Regions from separate parts of the Homo sapiens genome. Here regions 2 and 3 are each linked to region 1. A link is a loop called in an ENCODE intact Hi-C map of the cell type or tissue named here. Cell type or tissue: dorsolateral prefrontal cortex. All regions are shown on one strand. Links, peaks and the distances in the headings refer to the core of each region. The heading gives the core; the rest is flanking DNA. Region 1 has its middle 20 kb from the start of FBXO27. Region 2 overlaps ACP7 (acid phosphatase 7, tartrate resistant (putative)). Region 3 has its middle 8.5 kb from the start of NCCRP1.

Region 1 (9,994 bases), core at 1,313-9,312:
TACTGGTCTGCTTCAGTGAGTCCCCACTGGGGTGGACTCCCCAATACCAGTCCACCACCTGGCTGGTGAGCTACCAGGAGACTTTGCTCTGTACTTAAGGCTCCCCTTGTTGGCTGGGTGTGGTGGCTCATGCCTGTAATCCCAGCACTCTGGGAGGCTGAGGTGGGAGGATGGCTTGAGGCCAGGAGTTCAAGACCAGCCTGGGCAAAATAGAAAGACCCCATCTCTACAAAATAATAATAATAATTTTGTAAAAGTCGGCCGGGTGCGGTGGCTCACGCCTGTAATCTCAGCACTTTGGGAAGCCGAGGCGGGAAGATCACCTGAGGTCAGGAGTTCAAGACCAACCTGGCCAATGTGGTGAAACCTTGTCTCTACTAAAAATACAAAAAATTAGCTGGACGTGGTGGCATGTGCATGTAATCCCAGCTACTCGGGAGGCTAAGGCAGGAGAATCACTTGAACCTGGTGGGGGCAGAGGTTGCAGTGAGCCAAGATTGTGCCACTGCACTCCAGCCTGGGCAACAGAGTTAGACTCCATCTTAAAAAAAAAAAAAAAATTGGAAAAACCTACCCGGGGGTGGTGGCGTGCACCTGTGGTCCCAGCTACTCAGGAGGCTGAGGGAGAAGGATTGCTTGGGCCCAGGCGGTCGAAGCTGCAGTGAGCCATGATCGCGCCACTGTACTCCACTCTGAGTGACAGAGCGAGACCTTGTCTCAAAAAAAAAAAAAAAAAAGGGATAAGAACAAGCAGCCAGGCACAGTGGCTCACGCCTATTATCCCAGCACTTTGGGAGGCCGAGGTGGGCGGATCACCTGAGGTCAGGAGTTCCAGACCAGCCTGGAAAGCATGGTGAAACCCCATCTCTACTAAAAATACAAAAATTAGCTGGGCGTGGTGGCGGGCGCCTGTAATCCCAACTACTCAGGAGGCTGAGGTAGGAGAATCACTTGAACCCAGGAGGCGGAGGTTACAGTGAGCAGAGATCGTGCCACTGCACTCCAGCCTGGGTGACAGAGAGAGACTCTATCAAAAAAAAAAAGAACAAGGAAGTGGGGAGCCTGGACTGACAATGGCCACCGTCCTTGCTCAACAGGGAGACCAGTGCAGAATGGACCTGACCCTGTAAATGACAGGTGACGACAGGTCACAGTATAAGTCACCATTTTGTCTCTGCATGTTGTGAACTACCAGTGCCCCCTTAACCATGGCAACAGGGTTGATGATGCTCTTAAGCCCTGTAGATTAGAGAACCAGCTGCAGATGAGCTTCCCTGAGGCTCTGTTCTCCTAGAACCACCATCAGTCAGGACCTGATTATCAGTAGGCTGAATAACGACCCCCAAATATATTCAGGTATGCGATGGTCTCAATGTTTGTATCCCCTCTGAAATTCACATACTGAGGCCAAGAGCAGTGGCTCACGCCTGTAATCCCAGCACCTTGGGAGGGCAAGGCAGGAGGATCGCCTGAGCCCAGGAATTCAAGGTCAGCCTGGCTAACATAGTAAGATCCCTATCTCTACAAAAAAATTAGCCAGGCATGGTGGGATGCACCTGAAGTCCCAGACACTTGGGAGGCTGTGGTGGGAAGATTACTTGAGCCTGGGAGGTTGAGGTTGCAGTGATCTGTGACTCCAGCCTGGGCAACAGAGAGAGACCCTGTCTCTAGAAAAAACCCCCAAAATTCATATATGGAAATCCCAACCCCCAAGGTGATGGTATTAGGAGGTGGGACCTGCGGGAGGTGATTGGGTCAAGAGGGCAAAGTACACATGAATAGGATTAGTGCCCTTATAAAACAGGCCATAGAGAGAGCCCTTGCCTCTTCCACTCTGTAAGAACACAGGGAGAAGACCTCCTCTATGAGGAAGCAGGGCCCTTATCAGACAGCGAATCTGCCAGCACCTTGATCTTGAATGTCCCAGGCTTTACTACTGTGAGAAATAAATTTTTTAAACCTCCCAGTTTATGGTATTTTGTTCTAGCAGCCTGAATAGACTAAGACAGCAACCCAATCCCTGGAACCTATAAATGTTATGTTATACAAAAGAAGCGTCTTTGCAGATGTAAATTAATGATTTTTTTTTTTTTTTTTGGAGATGGAGTCTCGCTCTGTCGCCCAGGATGGAGTGCAATGGCACAATCTCAGCTCACAGCAACCTCCACCTCCCAGGTTCCAGCAATTCTCCTGCCTCAGCCTCCCAAGTAGCTGGGATTACAGGCACGCACCACCACACCTGGCTAATTTTGGTATTTTTAGTAGAAACAGGGATTCGTCATGTTGGCCAGGCTGGTCTCGAACTCCTAACCTCAGGTGATCCATCTGTCTCGGCCCACCAAAGTGCTGGGATTACAGGCATGAGCCACCGCGCCTGGCCAAGTTAATGGTTTTGAGATGAGATTATCCTGGACTACCTGGTAAGCCATATATGCTGTCACAAGTGTCCTTATAAATTAGAGGCAGAGGGAGGTTGCACACAGAAGAGGAGAAGGCAAAATCACTCCAGAGGCAGAGATTGGAGTGATGCAGCCACAAGCCAAGGAATGCTGGCAGCCTCCAGAAGCCAGGAGAGGCAATGAATGGCTCCCCCGAGCCTCCAGAAGGCAGGCAGTCCTTCCGCTCCTTTGACTCCAGCCCAGTGAAACTGATTTTAGACTCTGGCCTCCAGAGCAGCAAGAGAATAAATGTGTTTGAAGGCACCAAGTTTGTGGTAATTCGTTACAGCAGCAATGGGAAACTAATAAAGGACTCCAGCAGAGAGGCTGAGCTGACCAGCCCTCCTGGAGCCTGCGTACAGTAACAGGGAAGGTGGCCATGGCCAGTGGCTGGATGAGTGGGATGGTGAGAGGAAGCTGTGAAGTCTATGGAAGGTTTCCAAGAAAATCAGAGTAGGCAAAGGGGGTAAAAAGGGCAGTGTGGTGGCCAGGTGTGGTGGCTCACACCTGCAATCCCAGCACTTTGGGAGACTGCGGTGGGATGATCACTTGAGGCCAGGAGTTTGAGACCAGACTGGGCAACATAGTGAAACCCCATCTCTATTAAAAATTACAATTATAAGTGCTGGGTGTGCACCTATAGTCCCAGCTACTTGGGAGGTTGAATCAGGAGGAATCCCTTGAGCCTAGCAGTTCAAAGTTGCAGTGAGCTATGATCACGCCACTGCACTCCAGCCTGGGCAACAGAGCTAGATCCTATCTCAAAAAATAAAAATAAAAATAAAAAATTAGGAGTTCAAAAAAAGGCAGGGTGGTTAAAGTATTAAAGGCAGTGGTCAGGGGAAGCCTGGCTGGGAAGGCAAGATTTGAGCAAACATTGGAAGGAGGGTAGGGAGTGACCTATGGGGAGGGGCAGCCAAGCAAAGTCCCCGTGGTGGGAACAGAATAATAAGCAGTGGCCAGGCTGGGTGAGCAAGGAGGCTGTGGGAGGCCACAGAGTCAGAGTGGGGCGGGGCAGATCATGTGAGGCCTGGTGGGCCGTAGGGGAGGACTTTGCCCTTTACTCAGGGCAGGATGGCACCCCGGGAGGGTTCTGGGCGGAGGAGTGACACAGGTGTTCACAGTCTCCCTGTGGCTGTGGAACAGATTGCGAGGGTGGGGTGGGAAGGAGCAGGGAGTCTGTGGATGGGAGTGATGGTCCAGATGGAGACAGGGGTGGATGGGGCCAGGGTGGTGGCCATGGTCGGGCGAGAAAGGGCAGGTGCTGTGCAGATTTTGTGCACCTGGAGCTGCCTGGGTTTGCTGAGAGGTTGGGCGTGGGCGTAAGAGATGGACTCAGCCTGGGTACCACAGGATGGAGCTGCCTGGTACTGCCCAGGGCACAGGCCACAGTGAGGCTGCCCGTGCCAGCCCTGTGGGGGCCGTGCTGCCTTCTGGTTCCTGATTGTGAGCCAGGATGCAGCACGGTGTCCTGGATATGGACAGGCTGACGATGACTGTTTCCCACTGTCCCCAGGTGGATGGCAATTTCCCAGCCTCTCCCACAGGCCTTTGTATGGGGACCAAGCAGGGCCGGCGGCACCTGGGCCAGGTGGGGCTGTGGCCAGCTGGGTTAGAGCAAGGCACAGAGGCAGGAATGGATGGGAATGAGGCCCTATGGCCCCTTGGGCGCAGGCGGGAAGCCCCCCAGTACCCTGACTCCTGGAAGGAGGAGGCAAGTGGGCAGAGGGAGGCTCGGAAAAGCCCGGCCTAGGGCAGAAAGGGGTTGAGGTGGTTCTGTGAGCCTAAAGTGGGCCTGGACTCAGAGCACACTAAAATCTGCCACCTCCTCCATCTAAGGCCTCGGCAAGGTCTTTCTGAGCCTCCCTTTGTTCCCCCTAAATGGGATCAAAATGCTCATTGTTGATGAGACTAAATGAAGTCATTTATGAAAATGTTCAGCAGCATCAGTGCTTTACAACCTCACGTGGAACTGGGGCAGGCGGTGTCGCCCGGGGGTTACGAGGGAAATGGTTTCACATCCTTGCTCGGTGCCTGTGGGCTTTTCTGAGCCTCAGTTTCCCCAAAATGAAGCCCTGATTTTCCTATTCCTTCCCCCAGTCCTGCACCATTCCCCTTCCCAATAAATGGCAACATGACTGGAAACCTTGGAGAAATCCAAGTCTGGAAATGCTGGACTTTGCTGTTTCTCTCACACCCACCAGGAGCATCCTTGGACCAGGCAAGTGGGCATCCTACACTGTGTGGCACTTTCCTCTAAGTCCCTCTCCAGCAGCTGGGGCCAGCCAAGCCACAGTGCTCTCAGGGCAGGGTACTCCCAGTTCAGACCAAGACCTGTGTGGGCCTGTCCCGTTTCTCCCCTTTAGGGTGCTCTGCAGAGATCTAGTTCCACCTCCACCAACGACCCCGTGTGCATAGGTTCAGCTGGAAACTACCAGGAACTCTAGGACTCTTGCCCTGTGGCGTGGTCCTGGGGCCCTGTGGCTGGACCCCAGTTCCAGGACTGCTGCCTGGCAAGCACATGGCGCCCCCTGGCGGCCACCAGAATGGTGCTGCCACGAAGCTTCTGGACGTACCCTGGGCACAGGACACATTCAGGACACTGGGTCATCAATGGTCCATGACCACCTCTTAGCGTGGAGCCAGGTAGATGGGTCCATGTATCAACTTTCTTTTTTCTTTTTTTTGAGACAGAGTCTCGCTCTGTCACCCAGGCTGGAGTGCAGTGGCGCGATCTCGGCTCACTGCAACCTCTTCCTCCAGGGTTTAAGCGATTCTCCTGCCTCAGCCTCCCAAGTAGTTGGGATTACAGGTGCTTGCCACCATGCCCAGCTAATTTTTGTGTTTTCAGTAGAGACAGGTTTTTGCCACATTGGCCAGGCTGATCTCAAACTCCTGGCTTCCAGCGATCCACCTGCCTCGACCTCCCAAAGTGCTGGGATTACAGGCATGAGCCAGCATGCCCAGCCAAAATACAGATTATATACACGTAGGATGTCATCTGGTACTTCATATCTAAACGGCCTATCATCTCAGAATTGTACTTTCCCCAGTGTTTAGACTGAGGCTAGTTACTTAGTAAACTTGGATTTACAATAAGGCAATGCCCCTTTATTTTATTTTATTTTATTTATTATTGTTATTTCTTTTGAGACAGAGTCTCACTTTGTTGCCCAGGCTGGAGTGCAGCAGCCTGATCTCCACCCACTGCAACCTCTGCCTCCCGGGCTCAAGCAGTCCTCCTGCCTCAGCCTCCCCCAGTAGCTGGGATCACAGATGTGTGCCACCATGCCCAGCTAATTTTTGTATTTTTCTGTAAAGATAGGATTTTACCATGTTGCCCAGGCTGATCTTGAACTCCTGAGCTCAAGCGATCTGCTTGCCTTGGCCTCCCAAAGTACTGGGATTACAGGCGTGAGCCACCGTCCCTGGCAGGCAATGTCCTTTTAGAAAGGAGCTGTTTTTTTCCCTTGCCATCTGCAAAGATTCCTTTATTTCTCCCACAGAAACTAGTATTCATGGCCTGTAACTCCTGCTGCCAGGAAAAGAGACATCAAGCTCTTGAAGAACTGGCCAGTTTCTTCTCCATAATGGGCAAATTGTGCCTCTCCCCTCCCAGGGTTTTCGAGACCGTGACTCCACAACATGATGGGCACCCGATGCTCTCCGGTCAGCTACAGCTGGGCTCCAGGAGGGACAGACACGTGGTCACTGTATTTGCTTTGCTTATTCTCACAGGTTGCAGGGATATTGAAGGCTAAGACAAGGTCAGTGTTGAAGGACTCTAGGGGCCAGGCACGATGGCTCACGCCTGTAATCCCAGCACTTTGGGAGGCTGAGGCAAGAGGATCGCTTGAGCCCAGGAGTTTGAGATCAGCCTGCGTGACATAGTGAGACCTCAGCTCTAAAAATAAAATTGTAAAAAGTTTTAAAAATCTTGGCTGGGTGTGGTGGCTCATGCCTGTAATCCCAGCACTTTGGGAGGCCGAGGCAGGTGGATCACTTCAGGTCAGGAGTTTGAGACCAGCCTGGCCAACACAGGGAAACGCCATGTCTACTAAAAATACAGAAAAATTAGCCAGGCGTGGTGGCATGCACCTGCAGTCTCAGCTACTCGGGAGGCTGAGGTGAAAGAATTGCTTAAACCTGGGAGGCCAAGGCTTAGGTGAACTGCGATCGCTCCGCCTGGGTGACAGAGTGAAACCCTGTCTAAAAAAAAAAGAAAAAAAAGGCTTTTTGAATGCGGGGATGGTGGCCTAAAGACAGACTTGGGTGGAAGGTGTGTGGTTCTACATTTCCACCAGGAAATTCCAAATATGATCATTTAACATGACCAGAAAAGTTCTTGCTCACATTACTCTGGTTAAAACTTTTTGGGGCCAGGCGCGGTGGCTCACACCTGTAATCCCAGCACTTTGAGAGGCCGAGGCAGGTAGACCATGAGGTCAAGAGTTTGAGACCAATCTGGCCAACATGGTGAAACCCCATCTCTACTAAGAATACAAAATTAGCCGGGCGTGGTGGTGCACGCCTGTAATCCCAGCTACATGGGAGGCTGAGGCAGGAGAATCACTTGAACCTGGGAGGCAGAGGTTGCAGTGAGCCGAGATCACACCACTGCACTCCAGCCTGGTGACAGAGCGAGACTCTGTCTCAGAAAACAAACAGACAAACAAACAAACAAACAAAAACTTGCTTTTGGCTGGGTGCAGTGGCTCACGTCTGTAATCCCAGTACTTTGGGAGGCAGAGGCTGGAGGATTGCTTGAGACCAGAAGTTCGAGGCCGGCCTGGGCAACAGAACAAGACCTCACCACTGCTAAAAAATATTTGAAAAATTTTTAAAAGACACTGAGGCAGAAGAATTGTTTGAACCCGGGAGGCAGAGGTTGCAGTGAGCCAAGATCGTGCCACTGCACTCCAGTCTGGGTGACAGAGTAAAACTCCATCTCAAAAATAAATAAATAAATAAATAAATAAATAAAAGACTTGCATTTGATCCTTTTGTAGTTCGTAAACTTGATGATTGGGTTTTCATGCTCTTAAGTGAGATGCGTGAAATGGTTTGGCTGTGTCCCCACCCAAATCTCATCTTGAATTGTAGCTCCCATGATTCCCATGTGTTGTGGGAGGGACCCAGTGGGAGATGATGGAATCATCGAGGCGGTTTCTCCCATACTGTTCTCTTGGTAGTGCATAAGTTTCACGAGATCTGATGGGTTTTTTTTTTTTTTTTGAGATGGAGTCTCGCTCTTTCACCCAGGCTGGAGTGCAGTGGCGCGATCTCAGCTCACTGCAAGCTCTGCCTCCCGGGTTCACGCCATTCTCCTGCCTCAGCCTCCCTAGCAGCTGGGACTACAGGCGCCTACCACCACGCCCAGCTAATTTTTTTGTATTTTTAGTAGAGACGGGGTTTCACTGTGTTTGCCAGGATGATCTCGATCTTCTGACCTCGTGATCCGCCCGCCTCGGCCTCCCAAAGTGCTGGGATTACAGGCGTGAGCCACCGTGCCCGGCGGATCTGATGGTTTTGTAAGGGTTTCTCCCCTTTCACTTGGTTCTTATTCTCTCTCTTCTCTGCTGCCATATAAGACGTGCTCTTTGCCTTCCACCATGATTGTGAGGCCTCCCCAGACACTTGGAACTGTCAGTCCATTAAACCTCTTTTTCTTTATAAATTACCCAGTCTCAGGTGTGTCTTTATCAGCAGCGTGAAAACGGAGTAATACAATGCGCCTCCCTTTTAAGCCTTCTTATGACATCAGCACATTACTGTCTGACAAGAAGAATAAAGATTGGCATTGGCATTTGTGTTTGTCATCCACTCAGCCCAAGAAAACCTCTGACGAAGTCACCAGAAGCCGGTATTCATGGATGTCACAACAGATGAAGCAGCCTCCTGGGGCAGTGTCATGAGGAACGATGTGACCAGTGTTAAACAGATAGCCATAGAGATCAGCAGAGGTGGCCAGGCGCGGTGGCTCATACCTGTAATCCCAGCACTTTGGGAGGCTGAGGTGGACAGATCACCTGAGGTCAGGAGTTCGAGACCATCCTGGTCAACATGGTGAAACCCCGTCTCTACTAAAAATACCAAAATTAGCGGGCATGGTGGCGCATGCCTATAGTCCCAGCTACTTGGGAGGCTGAGGCAGGAGAATCACTTGAACCCAGGAGGCGGAGGTTGCAGTGAGCCAAGATCACACCACTGCACTCCAGCCGGGCGACAGAGCAAGACTCTGTCTCAAAAAAAAAAAAAGATCAGCAGAAGCAAGGATGTTGAGTGTAACAGCAATGCTGCCTCTTTTGCATGCTGAGGGATATTAAATTAGCCCAAAATGACACAGGATGACAAAAAAGGGACATGAGGAGATGGTACCTGGACGCTTTGGTGGATTTCACGGTGGTGGGTTCAACAAAAAGCAAATACCTAAGTACCTCTTCTCTGTGCATTATTCTCTATCACTGATAAATCACTATACCTCACTTAGGTCCATGAATTTTGTAACAAATTTTTCTTTTTTTAAAATTTTCCTTTTTTTAGGGTGCTGGTAATCCCAGCACTTTGGGAAGCCAAGGTGGGCAGATCCCTGGAGCCCAGAAGTTCCAGACTAGCCTGGGCAACATGGCTAAACCCTGTCTCTAGTCAAAAAAGAAAAAAGAAATTAAATTGCTTTTTCCCTTTTTTAAAAAAATAGAGATGGGCTCTCTACATGTTGCCCAGGCTGGTCTCAAGCTCCTGACCTGAAAGGATCCTCCCACCTCATCCTCCCAAAGTGCTGGGATTACAGGCGTGAGTCACCACACCTGGCCACATCTTTCAATCAAACTGTTTCTATAGACAAGGACTTCACAAAAAACATCGCCTGATATCCTGAACGTGTTCTGTGTGGCCCAGCATCCCATGCCCAATTCTTCAGCAAATCCTGTGGGCACCCTCAAATCTATCCAGAATTAGCCACTTCTCCTGGCTCCTATGCCCCGGTCCTGGGCTGGTCCACCCTCCTGTCTCACCTGTCTCTGAGCAGCATCCTTCTTTCTCTGTTCCTTACTTCCTCCTGTCCCCCCACACAAGAAAAACAAATCCAGTTTCTCCTGCTGTATTCTCACAACACAGAATACTTCAGGGACTCTGGGTGTATAGGGGGGTTTTCTGTCCCACACCAAGCAATTTGACAGCAGACACCACTTGGGTGTTTTCTCATTCAGTTCAGTTCTGACACTCACTGGGTGTGGTGGCTCATGCCTGTAATCCCAGCACTTAGGAAGGCCAAGACGGGCGGCTCACTTGAGGTCAGGAGTTTGAGACCAGCCTGGGCAACATAGCAAGATCGTGGCTCTACAAAATAATTAATTAATTAAAAAAATTTCAGGCCAGGTGCTGTGGCTCACTGCTGTAATCCTAGCACTTTGGGAGGCCAAGGCAGGAGGATCGGCTGAGCTCAGGAGTTCAAGACCAGCCTCGGCAAAATAGTGAGAACCCGTCTTTGTTAGGTTTTGAAGCGATGGTGAGGGTTAAAGAAAGATACACAGAAAGAAGGGGGGGCTGGACATCAA
Region 2 (9,994 bases), core at 1,420-9,419, 59 kb before region 1:
AAATGAGTTGGAGGACACCCAGCTGGTGTCTGCTGCCTGGTCTGTGGAAGAACCCGCCCCCTGCGTTTGATCACAGTCTATGTTGATGATTGTTGTTGTGGTGTTTCGTTTTGTTTTGTTTTTTGAGATAGAGTCTTGCTCTGTTGCCCAGGCTGGAGTGCAGTGGTGCGATCTCGGCTCACAGCAACCTCTGCCTCCCGGGTTCAAGGGATTCTCCTGCCTCAGCCTCCCGAGTACCTGGGATTACAGGCACCTGCCACCACACCTGGCTAATTTTTGTATTTTTAGAAGAGATGGGTTTTCACCATGTTGGCCAGGCTGGTCTCCAACTCCTGGCCTCAAGTGATCCGCCTGCCTCGGCCTCCCAAAGTGCTGGGATTACAGGTGTGAGCCACCGCACCTGGCCGTTGTGGTGTGAGAGCAGAGAAAAAACACAGTTTCAAAGGTTTTCCCTTCACAGGGGGTCAATGTTTCTTTCATGGTTCTCAGTTGCCATCAACAGAAACCACTTCTGGCTGATTTGAGCAACAAAGGAGTTTAATAAATAAATACTTATTGATGAATGAATCCAGAGCCCCATGGATCCCCCAGCCTTCCCATGAGCTCTCCCCGTGGCCCTGCTTCCCTTTCTGGGACCACCCGCTACCTCCCAACCCCAGCCTGCAGCGTAGGCATCTGTGCGGCCTTTGAAAGCCTTGTGGCGGGGGACGTGGTGGCTCACGCCTATAATCCCAACACTTTGGAAGGTCAAGGCTGGCTGATTGCTTGAGTCCAGGAGTTGGAGGCCAGCCTGGGCACCATAACAAGACCCCATCTCTACAAAAAATACAAAAATTAGCTGGGTATGGTGGCACGCCTAGTAGTTCCAGAAACTCGGGAGGCTGAAGTGGGAGGATCATTTGAGCCTGGGGAGGCCAAGGCTGCAGTGAGCCATGATTGCACCACTGCACTCCAACCTGGGCGGCACAGTGAGACCCTGTCTCAAAAAAAAAAAAAAAAAAAAAGACCTTGCTCAGCTTCGCCTCTCAGAAGCTTCAGGGTCTCTGGCCCTGCAACCTGCAACTTCCTGTGCACGTCACACAGGGCAGGTGTTGCAACCAGTCCTGCGTGCCTGTCTGCTGCGCACCCAGCCACGGGGAGCTCCCGAGGGCTGAGCCTTTATCTGAGTCACCTAAGTCACTGTCATTCCTACTGATAAGCATCCCTCAGTGCCAGGCCCTGTGCTAAGCTTACCTTTATTTCTCATTCCTTCTTTCTTCCACGTAAACCATGTTTATTGAGCACCTACTATATACCAGTGACCAAGGTAACAGCAGGGGACAGAACTGGCAAAAAACAAACAAACAAAAAAACCCTGTTGTCCAGGGAGCTCACATTCTCTTGGGGGAGAAAAGGAAAAAAATAATCAAACATGTATGTATATAGTGGGTCACAAGATCTAAATGCTTTTTTTTTTTTTTTTTGAGATGGAATCTTGCTCTGTCACCCAGGCTGGAGTGCAGGTGGTGCTATCTTGAATCACTGCAACCTCTGCCTCCCAGGTTCAAGCAATTCTCCTGCCTCAGCTTCCCAAGTAGCTGGGATTACAGGTGTGCATGACCACACCCAGCTAAATTTGTATTTTTACTAGAGACGGGGTTTCACCATGTTGGCCAGCCCGATGACCTCCGGTTGGTCTTGATCTCCTTGACCTCAGGTGACCCGCCCACCTTGGCCTCCCAAAGTGCTGGGATTATAGGCATGAACCATCGCTCCCAGCCCTCAGTGTCTTGAAGGAATATAAAGCAGAGAAGGGAGATGGGAGGTGTATGGAGGGTAAAGCTGTTTTATTTTATTATTAATTATTACTTTTTTAAGAATTTATTTAATTTTTTTTTTACTTTTGAGACAGGATATCACTCTGTCATCCAGGCTGGCGTGCAGTGGTGCGATCTTGGCTCATTGCAGCCTCAACTTCCCGGACTCCAGCGATTTTCCCACCTCAGCCTCCTGAGTAGCTGGACCACAGGTGCACATCACCACGCCCAGCTAATTGTATTTTTGCTAGAGACGGAGTTTCACCATGTTGGCCAGGCTGGTCTCAAACTCCTGACTTCAAGTGATCCTCCCACCTCGGCCTCCCAAAGTGCTGGGGTTGCAGGTATAAGCCACAGTGCCCAGCCTTAGGTTTTAATTTTTGTTGGGTCCATAGTAAGTGTATGTATTTATGGGGTACATGAGATATTTTGATACAGGCATGGGGTATCCATCCCCTCAAGCATTTATCCTTTGTGTTACAACCCAATTACACTCTTTTGGTTATTTAAAAATGTACAATTATTATTGAGAATAGTCATCTTGTTGTGTGATCAAATAGTAGGTCTTATTCATTCTTTTTTTTTTAGCCCATTAACAAAACCGAGGCTGGGTGCAGTGGCTCACGCCTGTAATCCCAGCATTTTGGAAGGCCGAGGCGGGCGGATCATTTGAGATCAGGAGTTCGAGACCAGCATGGCCAACATGGTGAAACCCTGTCTCTGCTAAAAATATAAAAATTAGTCAGGTGTGGTGGCGGGTGCCTGTAATCCCAGATACTCAGGAGGCTGAGGCAGGAGAATTGCTTGAACCCAGGAGGCAGAGTTTGCAGTGAGCCGGTATCTCACCCTTACATTCCAGCATGGGCGAAAAAGCAAGACTCCGTCTCAAAAAACAAAAACAAAAACAAAAAAAGCCCATCCCCTGCAGCCTCCCAGCACCCTTCCCAGCCTCTGGTCACCATCCTTCTAACTCGCCGTGTCCATGACATCGTTTTGATTTTTAGCTCCCACAAATGAGTGAGACCATGCGAGGTTTGTCTTTCTGTGCCTGGCTTATTTCACCGAACCTGATGACCTCCGGTTAGGTGGAGCTGTTTTAAACAAGAGGGTCAGGGAGGGTGGCACTGAGCAAAGGCCTGAGGGGGGGATAAAGGGAGTCATACAGATCCCTGGGGGAACAGTGTCCCCGGCAGAGGGAACTGCCAGTGCAAAAGTGGGTGGGGAGTCCAATGCAGAGGCCAGTGTGGCTGCAGCAGAGTGGGCGAGGGGGGTGATTGGAGGGGGTGAGGACACAGGGGTGACAGGGGCAGATCGTCTGGGGCCTCGTGGACCTGAGACGGAGCCACAGGAGGGCTCTGAGCAGGGGCGGATGTGATCTGATGCAGGTGTTCACAGGTGCCTTTGGTTGTGTGTGGGGAACAGACTCCCGGGAAAAGGAGGGAGCAGGAAGTCCAAGGAGTCTGTAGGAAATGAGTGTAGACAGGACCAGGGTGGGGGCTTTGGGGGTGCCAAAAGCGTAGAGAGTCTAGATCGAGCTGGGCGCAGTGGCTCACACCTGTAATTCTAGCACTTTGAGAGACCAAGGCAGGTGGATCACCTGAAGTCATGAGTTTGAGACCAGCCTGGCCAACACTGTGAAACCCCATGTTTACTAAAAATACAAAAATTAGCCAGGTGTGGTGGCAGGCTCCTGTAATCCCAGCTACTTGGGAGGCTGAGGCAGGAGAATTGCTTGAACCCAGGAGGCAGAGTTTGCAGTGAGCCGAGATCACACCACTGCACTCCAGCCTGGGCGAGAAGAGTGAAACTCCATGTCAAAAAAAAAAAGAGTCTAGATCGATTTCGAAGGCAAGGCAAACAGGATTTTCCAGATACTTGGATGTGGAGCATGAGAAAAAGAGGAATCAATATCGATCCCAAGGCTTTCAATCTCATTTAACCCCAAGGCAGCCTCACAGAGTATTATCATTCTTGGGTTATAGATGAAGAAACAGAGATTCAGAGAGGGTTGCCGACTTGCCCATGGTCACACAGGAATTGGTGGGGCTGGGATTTGAACCAGTTTCTGTTTGACTCCAGTGTCTGACCTCTGCCCTCTGTGGAGGTTGCCACCTCCCGGCATGTCCACAGCCTCACCCAGCCCGGGACAGGGCATGCCAGACCCACACAGGGCACCAGTTCAGTCGGCGGCCACAGCACTCCATGACCGTCCAGCTTGTGACCTCACCGTCTTGGCCCGGCCCGCCACGGGATTCTCTTACTGCTCATCACCTGTGTTGAGTAACCGTGTTTCCCTGCCTGCCTGCGAGCTCCCAGAGGGCATGACTGTAGCTGATTCATCGCTGTCCCTGGCATTGCCCGGCTGGAGCCTGGCATGTGGTGGCCTTCATTAAGGCAATCAATATTTATTAAGTATCTATCTTGTGCTGGGCAATGCTGGGACGCAGCTCTGGGCCCCATCCCTCTGAGGTTGAAGTCCAGTGGGGGAGTCAGAGAGACCCATCCCCAAACGGTGATGGCCTAGAATGCGCAGGACTGGAACTAGCGGGGAGCCCAGAGTCCCCAATCCAGCCCAAGAAGGGGCCTGGGAGGATTTGGCAGAGGCGTTGAACTCATGGTCACCACCCTCACAGACTTAGCTTTACGGGTGTAAACAGCCAATGAACAAGTTAACCAATCAAGGAAAGAATTGCAGATCGAAGTAAAACGGGGGTGGGGCAGGCAGCAACACAGGCTACTTTAGCTGGGGTCAGCAGGGAAGGCCTCTGAGGAGGGGACACCGAGTCTGAGACCTGAGGTTGAGAAGGCGCCAGCCTGGGATGAGCTGGGGAGAGGGCACACAGGGGGCAGACAGCCAGCGCCCAGGCCCCGCAGTGAGAAAGAGCTGGCTGTGTTCCAGGAACGGCAAGGAGTCCTGCGTGCCTTGGGCCAAGTGAGGGGCGGGTGGGAGGGAATGAAATCTGTGGAGGCAGAAACCGCGCCCCATGACGGGGGAATAGATAGATCTCAGGTCATCTGGCAGGGCTGGGAGCCCGCAGGCCCTGGGGCAGCTGTCAGCCCTGGGGCCTTTGCCTGTGACTCGTGGAGTCCGATCACTTCCTTCACCTGCTCAGAGCCTCCCCTGGCTCCACCCAAAGTCCTCACCGTGGCCTGTAAGGCTCCATACAAGCCATCCCCACCACTGCCCTGTCCTCAAGCTTGGTCTCCCTCTCACTCTCCCTGCTCCAGCCACAGTGGCCTCCTCGTGGACACTCCAACAGGGCAGGCACGTTTCTTTGTTTATTTTTCTCTTTTTAAAACTTTTTTATTTATATATATTTTTTGAGACAGGGTCTTGCTCTGTTGCCCAGGCTGGGGTGCAGTGGCGCAATCATGGCTCACTGCAGCCTCAACCTCCTGGGCTCAAGCCATCCTCCCGCCTCAGCCTCCTGAGCAGCTGGGACTACAGGCACACACCACCATGCCCAGCTAAATTTCATATTTTTGGTAGAGAAAGGGTTTCGCTGTGTTGCCCAGGCTGGTCTCAAACTCCTGGGCTCAAGTGATCTGCCCGCCTCGGCCTCCCAAAGTGCTGGGACTACAGATGTGAGTTACTGTACCCAGCCGGCCAGGCACATTTCTGTCTCAGGGCCTTTGCACTGGCTGTTCCTCTGCCTGGAATGCTCTTCCCCCAGATGTCTGCCCACTTGGCTCCTTCCCCACCTCCTTCAGATCAAATGTTGCCCTCTCAGTGAGATCCCCCTGAAAATTGAAACTGCTCTCTCACCGTCCCTGCGTTTTCTACTCACAAATCGCTATTTAACCAACTCATTTATCGTGATTTTTGTCCAACTCTCTGGTTAGGATGTCAGCTCTGTGAGGGCCGAGATCTCTGTCTCATTCACAGCTGTCTCTCCAGCACTGAGAACAGAGCCTGGCACATGGTAGATGCTCAATAAATTATGATTCAATAAATAAAAGAAGGGAAAGAAAGGAAGGAAAGAGGGAAGGAACTGGCAAGTCTGTGGCTCTTGCGGTTTGTCATCTGTCCTAGCTAGGAGGCAAGAGTGTTAACACGTCTCCTCTTCCCGAATAAGATGGTGCCAGGCTGGGAAACTGAGGCATGAAGGGACTCTTCATAGCAGTCCTGGAGCAGTGAAGAAGGAGCCAGGCTTCAGACCAACTCTCAGTGCCGGGCTCAGAAGAAAAAGCCCCTGACGCCACCTGCTGGTGAGTAGTGTCATGACGGTTGTGCCCACCTGGCGATGCCCTTGCCAGGTGGGCAGGAGAGGAGGAAGCCCAGCGGCATCCCCCGCAGATGTGCAGAATCCATGGAGCCAGAGCTTAAGCCTCTTCATTCCTGAAGCCCCGTGGGCACCTCGCCCGATCAGAGCTATGCAGGAGGGTGGGGCCCTGCCAGCAGAAACCTGCCGTGTGTCACTCTGTGCCCGCACACCTGCCCTCCCTCCACAGCCAGCCAGGACTCCCACCTCTCCAGGAGGGAACAGCTGCCCCAGCTCCATAGGGCTGCATGTACCCTACATGGGGCCTCTGGAGGGCAGGGGAGTCAGGGCCCACCCAACTCCCCACCCAGGCCTGGGCAGTTTCTGGTCACAGCAGCCAAGGCGGCAAAACCTAGGCTTCTGGAGGAGAGCTGCCGCCATCCCTAGAGGTACATCCTCCGGCCAAACAGGGGTCTCACCACCCAGACATCATCTACGATCTTCCCATCCTGTGAGGGACAAAAACAGGGACAGTAGTTAGAGCTGAAAGCCTGAACTCTGGGGCCACATGGCCTGGGTTCCAGTCCCCTCTCTGCCCTCTGATGGGCTGTACAACCCTGAGCAAGTGGCTAGGCCTCTCTGGGCCTCAGTTTTCCTCATCTGAAAAGTGATAGGAAGAGTAACAGTACCCACATCATAGATGTTGTGGGAGTTAAATGAGATAGTATTTGTAAACAGAGCCCAGCATATGGAAAGGGCTATGTAAGTGTAGGCTATTATTAGAGCACAAACTCTGGAGTCAGACAGACCTTGCTTTATATTCCAGCACATCCACTCTTTCTCTCTCTCTCCTTTTTTTTTTTTTTTTTTTTTTTTAGACAGAGTCTTGCTCTGTCACCCAGGCTGGAGTGCAGTGGCAACCTCCGCTTCCCAGGTTCAAGCCATTCTCCTGCCCCAGCCTCCCAAGTAGCTGGGATTACAGGCATGCACCACCATGCCTGGCTAATTTTTGTATTTTTACTAGAGACAAGGTTTCACCATGTTGGCCAGGCTGGTCTCGAACTCCTGACCTCAAGTGATCCGCCTGCCTCAGCCTCCCAAAGGCATGAGCTGCTGCACCTGGCCAGCGCATCCACCCTCTAGGTGGCCTTAAGCATGTTGCTGGACTCTCTGAGCAAAACTTCCATGTTCTATGCAATGCACAAAGTAATAGATGCCCAGAGTCATCATGAGAACAGAGTGAGATCATGCACACAAAAGTCTGCGCCCGGTGCATGTGCCACTCGATAAATGGTAGCTATCAGATCCCAGCTTGGCCGTCCTCCAACTGTGTGACCCTGGGAAAATTACTTCCCCTCTCTGAGCCTCAGTTCCCTCACCTATAAAATGGAGAGGAAATCCACTCCTGTGGGATTGTTTTGGTGTATAAAGTGCTACTGGGGCCGCATGCGGTGGCTCATGCCTGTAATCCCAGCACTTTGGGAGGCCCAGGTGGGTGGATCACCTGAGGTCAGGAGTTCAAGACCAGCCTGGCTAACATGGTGAAACCCCATCTCTACTAAAAATACAAAAAATTAGCCGGGTGTGGTGGCATGTGCCTGTAATCCCAGCTACTCGGGAGGCTGAGGCAGGAGAATTGCTTGAACCTGGGAGGTGGAGGTTGCAGTGAGCTTAGATTGCACCACTGCACTCTAGCCTGGGCGACAGGGTGAAACTCTGTCTCAAAAACAAATAAATAAATAAAGTGCTACTAAATGCAGAGCATCTAGGCAGTGCCTGGTATGCAGTAGGTGCTCAATAAATCATAAATATTGTCATTATTTTAAAACTACAATGGCAAAAATAAAGAAAGGTGAGCCATTATTATTTGGATCCACCTAACCTTAAGCCACCTGTACCACATACTCATCTTATTGTTTTCCCCTACCTGTGTCCCACCCCCCATCTTTATCTTCCCCTGCCTCACAATGGTAAATACCTACAGAATTTACCAAGTTCCGCACTCTTCTAAGCATTTTATATATAATAAGTCCTTCAACCCCCATGTAGTCCTGTGAGGTGGAAACTATGATTATCCCCTCTCACAGATGGGAAAACTGAGGCAAAGAAGTTAGATAAGTGGGCCCAGCACAGTGGCTCACACCTGTAATCCCAGCACTTTGGGAGGTTGAGGCAGGCAGATCACCTGATGTCAGGAGTTCGAGACCATTCTGGCCAACACAGTGAAACCCTGTCTCTACTAAAAATACAAAAAATTAGCCGGGTGTGGTGGTGGGCGCCTGTGATCCCAGCTACTCGGGAGGCTGAGGTAGGAGAATTGCCTGAACCTGGGAGGTGGCGGTTGCAGTAAACCAAGACTGCACCACTGCATTCCAGCCTGGGTGACAGAGCGAGACTCCATCTCAAAAAAAAAAAAAAAAAATTAGATGAGTGACTCAAGGTCACTCAGCTGGTAAGCAGCAGGAGCAGGTTTCTAGTTCTACAGTCCACATTTGTTCGTTTTTTTGTTTTGAGTTAGGGTCTCACTCTGTTGCCAAGGCTGGAGTACAGAGGCGAGATCATAGCTCACTGCAAACTCTAACTCCTGCACTCAAGTGATCCTCCTGCCTCAGCCTCCCAAGTAGCTGGGACTACAGACATCTGCCACCACACTTGACTAATTTTCCTTTTTTTTCCAAGACAGAGTCTCACTCTGTCTCCCAGGCTGGAGGGCAGTGGTGCCATCTTGGGTCACTGCAAACTTCACCTCCCAGATTTAAGTGATTCTCCTGCCTCAACCTCCCTTGTAGCTGGGATTACAGGCACCCGCCACCATGGCCAGCTCATTTTTGTATTTTTAGTAGAGACGGGGTTTCACCATGTTGGCCAGGCTGGTCTCTAACTCCTGACTTCAAGTGATCTGCCCACCTCAGCCTCCCAAAGTGCTGGGATTTCAGGTATGAACCACCGCACCTGGCCTAATTTTTTTTTTTTTTTTTTTTTTGAGACAGAGTCTTGCTCAGTCGCCCAGGCTGGAGTGGTGCGATCTCGGCTCACTGCAAGCTCTGCCTCCCGGGTTCACGCCATTCTCCTGCCTCAGCCTCCCGAGTAGCTGGGACTATAGGCACCTGCCACCACGCCTGGCTAATTTTTTTTGTATTTTTAGTAGAGAAGGGGTTTCACCATGTTAGCCAGGATGGTCTCGATCTCCTGACCTTGTGATCCGCCTGCCTCGGCTTCCCAAAGTGCTGGAATTACAGGCATGAGCCACCGTGCCTGGCCATTTTTTGTATTTTTTGTAGAGACTAGGTCTCACCATGGTACCCAGGCTGGTCTTGAACTCCTGGACTCAAGCGATCCTCATACCTTAGCCCCACCAAATTGCAGGTGTTGCAGGCATGAGCCACTGCGCCCGGCCGAGCCCACGTTTTTAACAGCTCATTTGCTTGGAGGGGCCTGGCTGTACAGTCAGGTGACTTCGGCCTGCCCCTCACTGACCTGGTCGTCCGACACCTGCTGGATGTGGATGTGGGTCCCGTTGAGGATGTGCAGCCGCGTATACCCGTACTCCTTCACACGCACGGCACTCCAGGGCCTCGGGAAGACAGCAAAGGGCGTCAGCCGCTCCTCACAGCCCTGGGGCGGGGAGAACTGATCAGACCCAGAGCAGGTGGAGGACCCGCGGGGAAGCAGAAATGACCTGCTAGCCCAGGACCCTGCTGCCCTCAAGGAAGACAGTGAAGACTTGACCACCATAGAGGCCGGGCGCAGTGGCTCATGCCTGTAATTCCAGCACTTTGGGAGGCCAAGAAGGGCGGATCACTTGAGGTCAGGAGTCAGAGACCAGCCTGGCCAACATGGTGAAACCCTGTCTCTACTAAAAATACAAAAATTAGCCTGGTGTGGTGGTGGGCACCTGTACTCCCACCTACTTGGGAAGCTGAGGCAGGATAATTGCTTGAACCCAGGAGGTGGAGGTTGCAGTGAGCCGAGATTGTGCCACTGCATTCCAGCCTG
Region 3 (9,994 bases), core at 1,314-9,313, 140 kb before region 1:
CAGGAGTTTGAGACCAGTCTGGCCAACATGGTGAAACTAAAAATACAATCTCTACTAAAAATACCAAAAATTAACCAGGCATGGTGGTACATGCCTGTAATCCCAGCTACTGAGGATAATCACTTGAACTGGGGAGGTGGAGGTTGCAGTGAGTCAAGATGGCACCACTGCACTCCAGCCTGGGCAACAGAGAGAGATTCTGTCTCAAAAAATAAAAAATAAAAAGAATTGAAAAAAAAATAATAAAGGAAAATAAAGAAAACTAGAGTCTGTAGAGATTGACATCCCCTCCTGCCTACCCCTACCCTGGCTGTGGTTTTCACATGATCTCCTTTCTGGGTGCCTCGCTCACATCTGTTCCACACACACCCATACACATGACAGCCACAGGGGTTGGACTAAAGCCTGAACTGTGTCACTCCCCCAGTTAAGCCCTCCATGACTCCCCAGTGCCCTCAGGAGAAAAATCCCATCTCTTTGGCCAGCATCCAAGGTCCTGGGTTTCTGGTCTCTGCCTCCAGGACCTGTTCTCTTGCATCTCAGGGCTTTTGTGGTTCCCAAACTCAGCGGTTCCCAAACTTTAGGGCAGGTTCTGTCAGATTCACCCAGGGAGCCTCTGAGAAATGTGCATTTATTTCCAAGGAGCCGGCTTCAGTAATTGTGATGGGCCCCAGAATCTATGAGAAACCCTTTTACTTCAATCCAAGGGATCCAGGGCCACAGCTGGGCCCTGCAAAGCCAAGTGCATTATTATTATTATTATTATTATTATTATTATTATTATTTGAGTTAGGATCTTTCCCTGTTGCCCAGGCTGGAGTGCAGTGATGCTGATCACAGCTCACTGCAGCCTCGGCCTCCCAAAGTGCTGGGATGACAGGGGTGAACCACACTGCACCCGGCCTCCAAGTGCATTCTAACAATAAGTCCCAAACGTCCCCCTCTCTCCAGCAGGGGGATGGTAAAGTCCCTAATATGGGGGTTCAGCCCCGACAGGCTATTTCCCAAATACGTCAAAGCCTGGGTGACCAACACAGTCCCTCTTCCCCAAAGCCACGTCTCATATATCACGAAGTACAGAAAGCACGAGCAGTGGTATGACCACGTTGGAAAAGGATTGCACAATTTCTTTTCTTTTTTTTCTTTTTTTTAGACAGAGTCTTGCTCTGTCGCCCAGGCTAGAGTGCAGTGGCGTGATCTTGGCTCACTGTAACTTCCCGACTCCCAGGTTCAAGCGATTCTCCTGCCTCAGCCTCCTGAGTAGCTGAGATTACAGGCATGCACCACCACACCCAGCTAATTTTTTTGTATTTTTAGTAGAGATGAGGTTTCACCATATTGGCCAGGCTGGTCTTGAACTCCTGATCTTGTGATCCACCCGCCCCGGCCTCCCAAAGTGTTGGGATTACAGGCATGAGCTCCTGCACCTGGCCGACAATTTCTTATAAAACAAAAAATATGCACAACCTACGACACAGTGACCCTGCTCTGAAGTAGTTAGCCAAGGGAAATGAAAACATTGTCCACACAGAGACCTGGTCACGGTACTTTTTCATAACAGCTGCAAACTGAGGGGAACCCGAGTGCCCAGCAACGAGTGGGTGCATAAACTAACTGGAATGGCCACAATGGAGCACACTTCAGCAAGGAGAGGAATCACCTTTTTTTTTTTTTTTTTTTTTTTTTTTGAGACAGGGTCTGGCTCTGTCTCCCAGGCTGAAGTCCAGGGGCACGATCTCGGCTTAATGCAACCTCCATCTCCTGGGCTCAAACGATCCTCCTGCTTCAGCCTCCCAAGTAGCTGGGACCACAAACACACACCACCAAGCCCAACTAATTTTTGTATTTTTTTGTAGAGACAGGGAGTCTCCTCATGTTGCCCAGGCTGGTCTCGAACTCCTGAGCTCAAGCAATCCTCCCGCCTCGGCCTCCCAAAGTGTTAGATTACAGGTGTGAGCCACCACGCCCAGCCCAGGAATGATCTATGGGTACATACAAAACACAGATGACTCTCAAACACATTGTGATGAATGAAAGAAGCCAGGCAATACAGTGATACATTTTTAAAATTTATTTATTTTACAAATTTTGTATTTTTTGTAGTGATGGGAGTCTCACTGTGTTGCCCAGGCTGGTCTCACATTCCCGGGCTCAAGAGATAGTCCTGCCTCGACTTACCAAAGTGCTGGGATTATAGGTGTGAGCCACTAGGCCTGGCCAGTGATAGATTTTAGAGCATAAAGAAAAAAGAAAGCCGGGCGCGGCGGATCACGCCTGTAATCCCAACGCTTTGGGACACCGAGACGGGCGAATCACCTGAGCTCAGGAGTTCAAGACCAGTCTGGCCAACATGATGAAGCCCTGTCTCTACTAATAATACAAAAATTAGCCAAGCGTTGATGCACGCCTGTAATCCCAGCCACTCGGGAGGCACGAGAGTCGCTTGAACTCGGGAGGCAGAGGTTGCAGTGAGCCAAAATTGCACCACTGCTCAGTGTCGCCTTGGCGACAGAGTGAAACTCCGACTCAAAGTAAATAAATAAACAAAAGAACAATAAAGAAAAAGGAAAGAAAGAAGCCAGACATAAAAGAGTACCGACTATGTGATTCCAGTTATCTAAAGTTCTGGAAAAAGCAAAACTAATCTAGAATCAGATACAGCAGGTCTGTAATTTCACGAGGCTGGTGGGGCTTAACTACAAAAAGGCACAAGAGTAAATGCTGTGGGCTGATGAGAAAGTTCCATTTTAATTGCAGTTGTCATTATATGGGTGTATACATTTGTCAAAATTCAGCAAACTGTAGATTTAAAATGGGCGTAGTTTATTGTATGTAAATTATACCTCAATAAGAAACAAAACAAAAACAGTATGCCAATTCTCTCTATGTTGCTAATAAGAAAGTATCTACGAGGCAGTTATTAAGTAGAAGAGCAAGATATGGAACAGTGGGCCTTGTGCTTCAAAATGGATGCCGAAGAAGAAAAAGAAGAAGAAAATATACATACATATATATATATATATATATATATGTATATAAAATGAAGATTTGTCAGATCTCTTCCAGAAAGTGACTCTGCGGGCGAGATCTGGTGGCGTCCGAGACAGGCAAGGTGGGGACAATGACTTTGTACTCTATGTCCTTTGAAACTTTTGGATTTGGTATCACTTATGCGTATTACTTCTTTTAAGTATTACACTTTTTTTTTTTTTTTCCTGAGATGGAGTCTCGCCCTGTCACCCAGACTGGAGTGCAGTGGCACGATCTTGGCTCACTGCAACCTCCACCTCCCGGGTTGGAGCGATTCTCCTGCCTCAGCCTCCCGAGTAGCTGGGATTACAGGCACCTGCCACCACACCCAGCTAATTTTTGTATTTTTACTAGAGATGGGGTTTCACCATGTTGGCCAGGTTGTTCTCAAACTCCTGACCTCAAGTGATCTGCTCACCTCAGCCTCCCAAAGTGCTGGGATTACAGGCATGAGCCACTGTGCCCAGCCTATTACACTTTTAAGTGTAATTTTTGAGACAGTCTCACTCTGTTGCCCAGACTGGAGTGCAGTGGTGCAATCTCGGCTCACTGCAACCTCTGCCTCTTAAGTTCAAGCCATTCTCCTGCCTCAGCCTCCCCAGTAACTGGGATTACAGGCATGTGACACCACGCCCAAATAATTTTTTTTTGTATTTTTACTAGAGACGAGGTTTCACCATGTTGCCCAGGCTGGTCTCCAACTCCTGATCTCAGGTGATCCACCCACTGTGGCCTCCCAAAGTGCTGGGATTACAGGTATGAGCCACTACATCCAGCCTAAGTGTAATTTTTTTTTTGAGACAGGGTTTCTCTCTGTCACCAGGCTGTAGTGCAGTGGCACCACCATAGCTCACTGTAACCTCAACCTCCTGGGCTCAAGTGATTCTCCCACCTCAGCCTCCCAAGTAGCTGGGACCACAGGCACACACCACCATGCCCAGTTAATTTTTAAATGTTTTGTAGAGATGGGGGTCTCCCCATGTTACCCAGGCTGATAAAAAATATAATTTTTATAAAGCAAACAAGGTCCGGAGCCTCTCATTGCTTTCTACCACCTGTTCTTTCAACAGATGTTTATGAGATGCCTTCAATGGCCAAGCCCTGTGCACTGGGGTGTAATGTGGTGAAAGAACAGACACCATTCCTGTCCCCACGGGGCTTGCAGCCTTGTGGGGGAAGGGATGTCAATTAACTAGTTACAATTCAACAAGTAACTAGTTAATTGACAAACAGCACTAAGTGCCTTGAAGGTGAAGAATGCGCTGTCAGGGCAGAGAAGAGCAGGTGGAAGCCTTGCCTAGTTGGGGTGGTCAGGGAGGGCTTCTCGGAGGAGGTGATATTTGAGCAGAAACCTGAAGAAGGGGAAGGAATTAGCTGCACAAAGGCCTAGGAGAGGAGCATTCTGGGAGAGGAAACAGTCAGTGCAAAGGCCTTGAGGTGCGACGGGGTTTGGTGGGTTGGGGAAGAGCACGGAGGCCAGTGTGGGGTGAAGAGAATGAAGGGGAGATGAGGTCAGACAGAATGGGGCAGCTCTTTGAGGGGGTTCTTGGGAAATCAAGTACTCCATGCATATATGTGAAGTACGAGGTATCCGCAGGGGTGATGCCAGGGGCAACTGGATGTACCGGCTGGAGTCTGAGAGAGGGGTCGGGGCTGAGATGAAAATCTGGGAAGCATCACCTTGTCGACAACCAGGGAACTAGATGAAATAATAAAAGCCGGCCAATGGCCGGGCATGGTGGCTCACACCTGTAATCCGGGCACTTTGGGAGGCTGAGGCAGGCGGATCACTTGAGGTCAGGAGTTCAAGACCAGCCTGGCCAACATGGCGAAACCCCGTTTCTACCAAAAATACAACAACTAGCGAGGCATGGTGGTGCATGCCTGTAATCCCAGCTACTCAGGAGGCTGAGGCAGGAGAATCGCTTGAGCCTGGGAGGCAGAGGTTGCAGTGAGCTGAGATAGTGCCACTGCACTCCAGCCTGGGTGACAGAGCAAGACTCCGTCTCAACAAAACAAAACAAAACAAAAAAACTGGCCTGGTGCAGTGCCTGTAATTATAGCACTTTGGGAGGCTGAGGTAGGAGGATGGCTTGAGCTCAGGAGTTTGAGACAAGCCTGGGCAACATAGCGAGACCCCTGTCTCTACCAAAAACAAACAAACAACAACAAAAAAAAACAGGCATGGTGGGAAGTGCCTCTGGTTCCACCTACTTCGGAGGCTGAGGTGGGAGGATCACTTGAGCCTGGGAAGTCGAGGCTGCAGTGAGCCAAGATCGTGCCGCTGCACTCCAGCCTGGGTGACAGAGACTGTCTCAACAAAACAAAACAAGTCACCTTGTCATACGGCACACACCCTTCTTGCTTTTTTCTGCCTAACAAGATGGTTTGGTGATTGTTCTCTACTGGTACAAAGAAAGAGAGCTGGGCCATCCCCAGGCCAGATAAATTCCCCTTCCCTGCTATTCTCTATCACACCCCATTCGTCCTTTCTTGCATTCAGCATGCTTTGTAAATACCTCTGTGCGTGTGGCTGTCACTGGATCACAGTCTCTCACCCTGCCCGAATGTCATCCTCACCAGGGCAGGGCCTTGGGCAGGTCTGTTTATTGTCTGTCCCCAGCCCAGGGCTGACCTGACGTTGCTCTGCTTGCTGGGCAGGGAGGGCAGGAAGGCCCGGCTGGGCGGCAGGAGGAAGAGGCTCTGACCCAGCCGAGGCACCGCTTCCAACTTGCCCAAGCCTAGCTCCCACTGCACCTGCTGCAAAACCTGTCACCCCCAGGAGTCAGCACGTCCTGGGGCCCAAGCCTGCTGGTAGAGGGGGAAGGGCAGGGGTCCTGGAGGGTGGGCACCTGGGGCTGGGGGAGCAGATCCTGGGCTCTCTATCAGGGCTGTGGAGGGTGGGAAAGTGCAGCCAGGTCGGGAGGGGGCAGGGGTAGTAGAAAGGTGGGCTGGGGTGGGTGCTGTCTGCCCCAGATACAAACCACAGAGGTTTGTGAGGTTGGAGGGGCAGTGAGCCCACTTCACCCTGCAGGGGGCGACAGAGAGGCAGGACTGAGGTTGGATAGAAGGAGGGAAGAGTGTGGACAGGGAGAGGCAGAGACAGCAACAAGATACACAAAGAGCCAGAAAACAGGAAGAGAGGGCCCCTGTAATCCCAACACTTTGGGAGGCCAAGACGGGAGGATCGCTTGAGCTCAAGAGTTCCAGAACAGCCTGGGCAACATGGTGAAACCCCATCTCTACAAAAAAGAAAAAAATTGGCCGGGCACGGTGGCTCACGCCTGTAATCCCAGGACTTCGGGAGGCCGAGGCGGGTGGATCACGAGGTCAGGAGATCGAGACCATCCTGGCTAACACGGTGAAACCCAGTCTCTCCTAAAAATACAAAAAAATTAGCTGGGCGTGGTGGCGGGCACCTGTAGCCCCAGCTACTTGGGAGGCTGAGGCAGGAGAATGGCGTGAACCCGGGAGGCAGAGCTTGCAGTGAGCCGAGATCACGCCACTGCACTCCAGCCTGGGCGACAGAGCGAGACTCCATCTCAAAAAAATAAATAAATAAAAAATAAAATAAAATAAAATAAAAAAATTAGCCAGGCGTGGTGGCACATACCTGTAATCCTAGCTACTTGAGAGGCTGAGGTGGGAGAATCACTTGAGCCCAGGAGGCGGAGGTTGCAGTGAGCTGAGATTGTGCCACTACACTCCAGGCTGGGCGACAGAGCGAGTGAGACCTTGTCTCAAAATAAAATAAAAAACAAAATAAAATAAAAAACACCAAACGACTCCAAGCCCCCTAAATGTCCAGTGACAGTGGCTGTTCCTATCATTCATGGTTCCTCTGTTCAATGGAATATTACACAGCCGCTAACAGGATCAAAATTGCTTTTTATGTACCAGCAGGGAACAACCACCAAGATACATTGTTAAGTAGGAAAAAGTAAGGGGCAGAGGGATGTGCCCGTTATGCCAACATTCAACATTTTTTTTATTTTTATTTTTTGAGACAGACTCTCTGTCGCCCAGGCTGGAGTGCAATGGCACAATCTCGGCTCACTGCAACTTCTGCCTCCCGGGTTCAAGTGATTCTCCGGCCTCAGCCTCCCAAGTAGCTGGGATTACAGGCGCAAGCCACCATGCCCGGCTAATTTTTGTACTTTTAGTAGAGACGGGGTTTTACCATGTTGGTCAGGCTGGTCTCGAACTCCTGACTCCAGGTGATCCACCCGCCTCAGCCTCCCAAAGTGCTGGGATTATAGGCATGAGCCACCGTGCCTGGCCCATTATGCTATCTGTATGAAGGAAAATACATGTCTGTATATGCATGTAAGTATTTCCTGGTACATGCAGACATATCTGGAAGGAAGCACAAGAAACTTGTATCAGTGGCTGCCTCTGGGGAGCAGAACTGAGAGGCTGGGCATGGGGAAGGAGGTAAGGTGGGAGGGAGGCTGATTTTCCCATTTATTCCCTTTGGGATCTTTTACATTTTGTACCATGGGCTTGGGCCACCTGTTCAAATAATGAAAAAGACTAAGCAGGAGAATGAAAGAGAGAGACAAAGGAAGGCAGAGACAAAGACGTAGGAGGAGGCTGGGCGCGGTGGCTCATGCCTGTAATTCCACCACTTTGGAGGCTGAGGCGCGCAGATAACTTGAGGTCAGGAGTTCGAAACCAGCCTGGCCAACATGGTGAAACCTCGTCTGTACTAAAAATACAAAAATTAGCCGGGCGTGGTGGCCTGTGCCTGTAATCCCAGCTACTCAGGTGGCTGAGGCAGGAGAATTGCTTGAACCCAGGAGGCAGAGGTTGCAGTGAGCCAAGGTCTCGACACTGCACTTCAGCCTGGGCGACAGAGCGAGACTCCATCTCAAAAAAAAAGAAAAGAAAAAAGATGCAGGGAGAGGAGGGAACAGAGAGTTCACCTTCGTATAATCCAGCAGTCCCCAAGCGTGGCTCTGAGCTGCCCCCGTGTCCCCCAAGGGCAGTCCAGGACCCTGCTTGCTGCCCCATCTCATCCCCCAGCCAACACCTCTCCACCCCAAGTCTCCATGGATCACCCTAGGACGACAGCCTCCCTTTTGGAGTCTGCGGCTTGGGGCCTGCCCTCCTTCCGTGACCAGCCACCTGGGAAGACACAGGCACTTCTCTGTTGGTAACTGTGGTCCCACAAGTGGGGTAGTGAAGGGAGCCCTGACCCACTTCTCAGTGCTGCATGGTGAGGATATGCAGGAACTCCCAGGCCCGATGCCAGGATTCGAATCCTGCCTCTATCACTTTCTGGCTCTGTGACCTCAGGTTGACATCTTTGTTCCTGTCTCTCATCTGTGAAACAGGCCAAGGAAGGTACAGTAGTTCCGCAGAAGGCGGCTACGAGGGTCATGTTTCCTGGGCTGCGATCACAAATTCCCAGCGTGGTGGCTTGAAACAGCAGCCATGTATTCTCTCAGTTCTGGTTTGTTGTTGTTGTTGTTGTTTTGAGGACGAGTCTCGCTCTGTTGCCCAGGCTGGAGTGCAGTGGTGCGATCTCGGCTCACTGCAATCTCTGCCTCCCAGGTTCAAGCAATTCTCCTGCCTCTGCCTCCTGAGTAGCTGGGATTACAGGTGCCCACCACCACACCCGGCTAATTTTTGTGTTTTTAGTAGAGACAGGTTTTCGCCATGTTGGCCAGGCTGGTTTCGAACTCCTGGCCTCAAGTGATTCACCTGCCTTGGCCTCCCAAAGTGTTGGGATTACAGGCGTGAGCCTCCATGCCTGGCTGTATTCTCTCAGTTCTGGAAGCCGAAGTCTGAAGTGCAGGTGTGGACAGGGCTCTCCTCCCTCTGAAGCCTTCAGGACAGATTGCTTCCTGGCCCCTTCTGGCTTCTCCTGGAAGGCCCCTGGCTTTTCCTGACTCATGGCTGCTTCTCTGTGTGCCCCAAATCTCCTCTGCATTTCTCTAAAGGACACTTTTCAGTAGATAAGAGCCCACCCGGATACACCAGGGTGACCTCATTTCCAGATCCTTAACTCAGGACACATCTGCAAAGACCCTTTTCCCAAATAAGGCCACACTCACAGATTTTCCGTGGACCTATCTTTTTTTGTGAGTGGGGGGGAATCTATTTTTTTTTTTGGTGGGGGGAACCTTTTCCTTGGGGGGTGGTAACCACTACAGGAGTTAAATGGCGCAAAACTAGGAGCTTAGCAAAGCCCCTGAACACAGCCAGACTTCGATCAATGTTTTTTGTTTTTGAGATGGAGTTTCGCTCGTTGCCCAGGCTGGTGTGCAATGGCACGATCTTGGCTCACTGCAACCTCCACCTCCCAGGTTCAAGCAGTTCTCCTGCCTCAGCCTCCCGAGTAGCTGGGATTACAAGCGCCCGCCACCATGCGTGGCTAATTTTTGTATTCTTAGTAGAGACGGGGTTTCACCATGTCGGCCAGGCTGGTCTGGAACTCCTAAACTCAGGTGATCCACCCACCTCTGCCTCCCAAAGTGCTGGGATTACAGGTGTGAGCCACCTTGCCCAGCCCATTCTCCCATTCTCAATCCTGGCTGTATGTTAGGATCACCTGGCTTATTTTTATATTAAATACCTGTGACCAGGCCCCAAGCCACACAAAAGGGAGTTCCCCTTTGCTTAGAGAACCAAGCCTCAGTGTGGCCTTCAAGGCCTTCATTTCTCCCAAGATCTGCAGTTCATTCATTCTTTCCCTCACCCCTCTCCCTCCCCAGTGGCAGCCATGCTAATATGCAAATGAGTCTCCTAACCTTGCAAAATGAGGACCATTGTTTTATGTCCATAATTTGCTATTTATACACCCAGCCTTGTATTATGAATCTTATTATTGTTTTTCTTACCTGCTGTCTGGACAGGAATTTTGGGGGTGCACCCCTTCTGTTTAGCCACCCACTCCCCTGGGGTGGACATGCCCCTGCCTCCAGCTCCACCCCACAAATAATGCTACAGTGAACGTCCT

Evidence for each region. A loop is a pair of places that touch in the nucleus more often than their neighbours do. Peaks named below come from ENCODE experiments on the same cell type or tissue, not always from the same donor. Only the 100,000 strongest peaks of a DNase experiment are listed, where the experiment ranks them.
Region 2: it touches region 1 in a loop (2.5-fold over the local background); 19 of 110 quality-filtered maps call a loop at or near these places.
Region 3: a loop joins it to region 1, with 4 times the contacts of the local background. A loop is called at or near these places in 13 of 110 quality-filtered maps.

The regions. Positions count from the first base shown.
Region 1 is chr19:39,047,409-39,057,402 of GRCh38, reverse strand. It overlaps the pseudogene LOC124904801. Among named protein-coding and RNA genes, the nearest start is that of FBXO27, 20 kb to the right of the region's middle. RefSeq lists an enhancer at 4,880-4,929. In dorsolateral prefrontal cortex, for the core only: CTCF peaks have their summits at 4,756 and 4,957 (motif pointing left); DNase peaks (open chromatin) are centred at 3,902, 4,392 and 4,952; H3K4me3 peaks cover 294 bases; H3K27ac peaks cover 3,954 bases.
Region 2 is chr19:39,106,566-39,116,559 of GRCh38, reverse strand. ACP7 (acid phosphatase 7, tartrate resistant (putative)) reads right to left here. Exons shown (of 13, transcript NM_001004318.3): 12 at 9,476-9,613; 13 at 5,067-6,507. The coding sequence ends at 6,442. Among named protein-coding and RNA genes, the nearest start is that of PAK4, 14 kb to the left of the region's middle. RefSeq lists an enhancer at 6,057-6,126. In dorsolateral prefrontal cortex, for the core only: a CTCF peak has its summit at 6,006 (motif pointing left); DNase peaks (open chromatin) are centred at 4,014 and 5,989; H3K27ac peaks cover 3,235 bases.
Region 3 is chr19:39,183,495-39,193,488 of GRCh38, reverse strand. No RefSeq gene overlaps it. Among named protein-coding and RNA genes, the nearest start is that of NCCRP1, 8.5 kb to the left of the region's middle. In dorsolateral prefrontal cortex, for the core only: CTCF peaks have their summits at 5,863 and 6,064 (motif pointing right); a DNase peak (open chromatin) is centred at 6,068.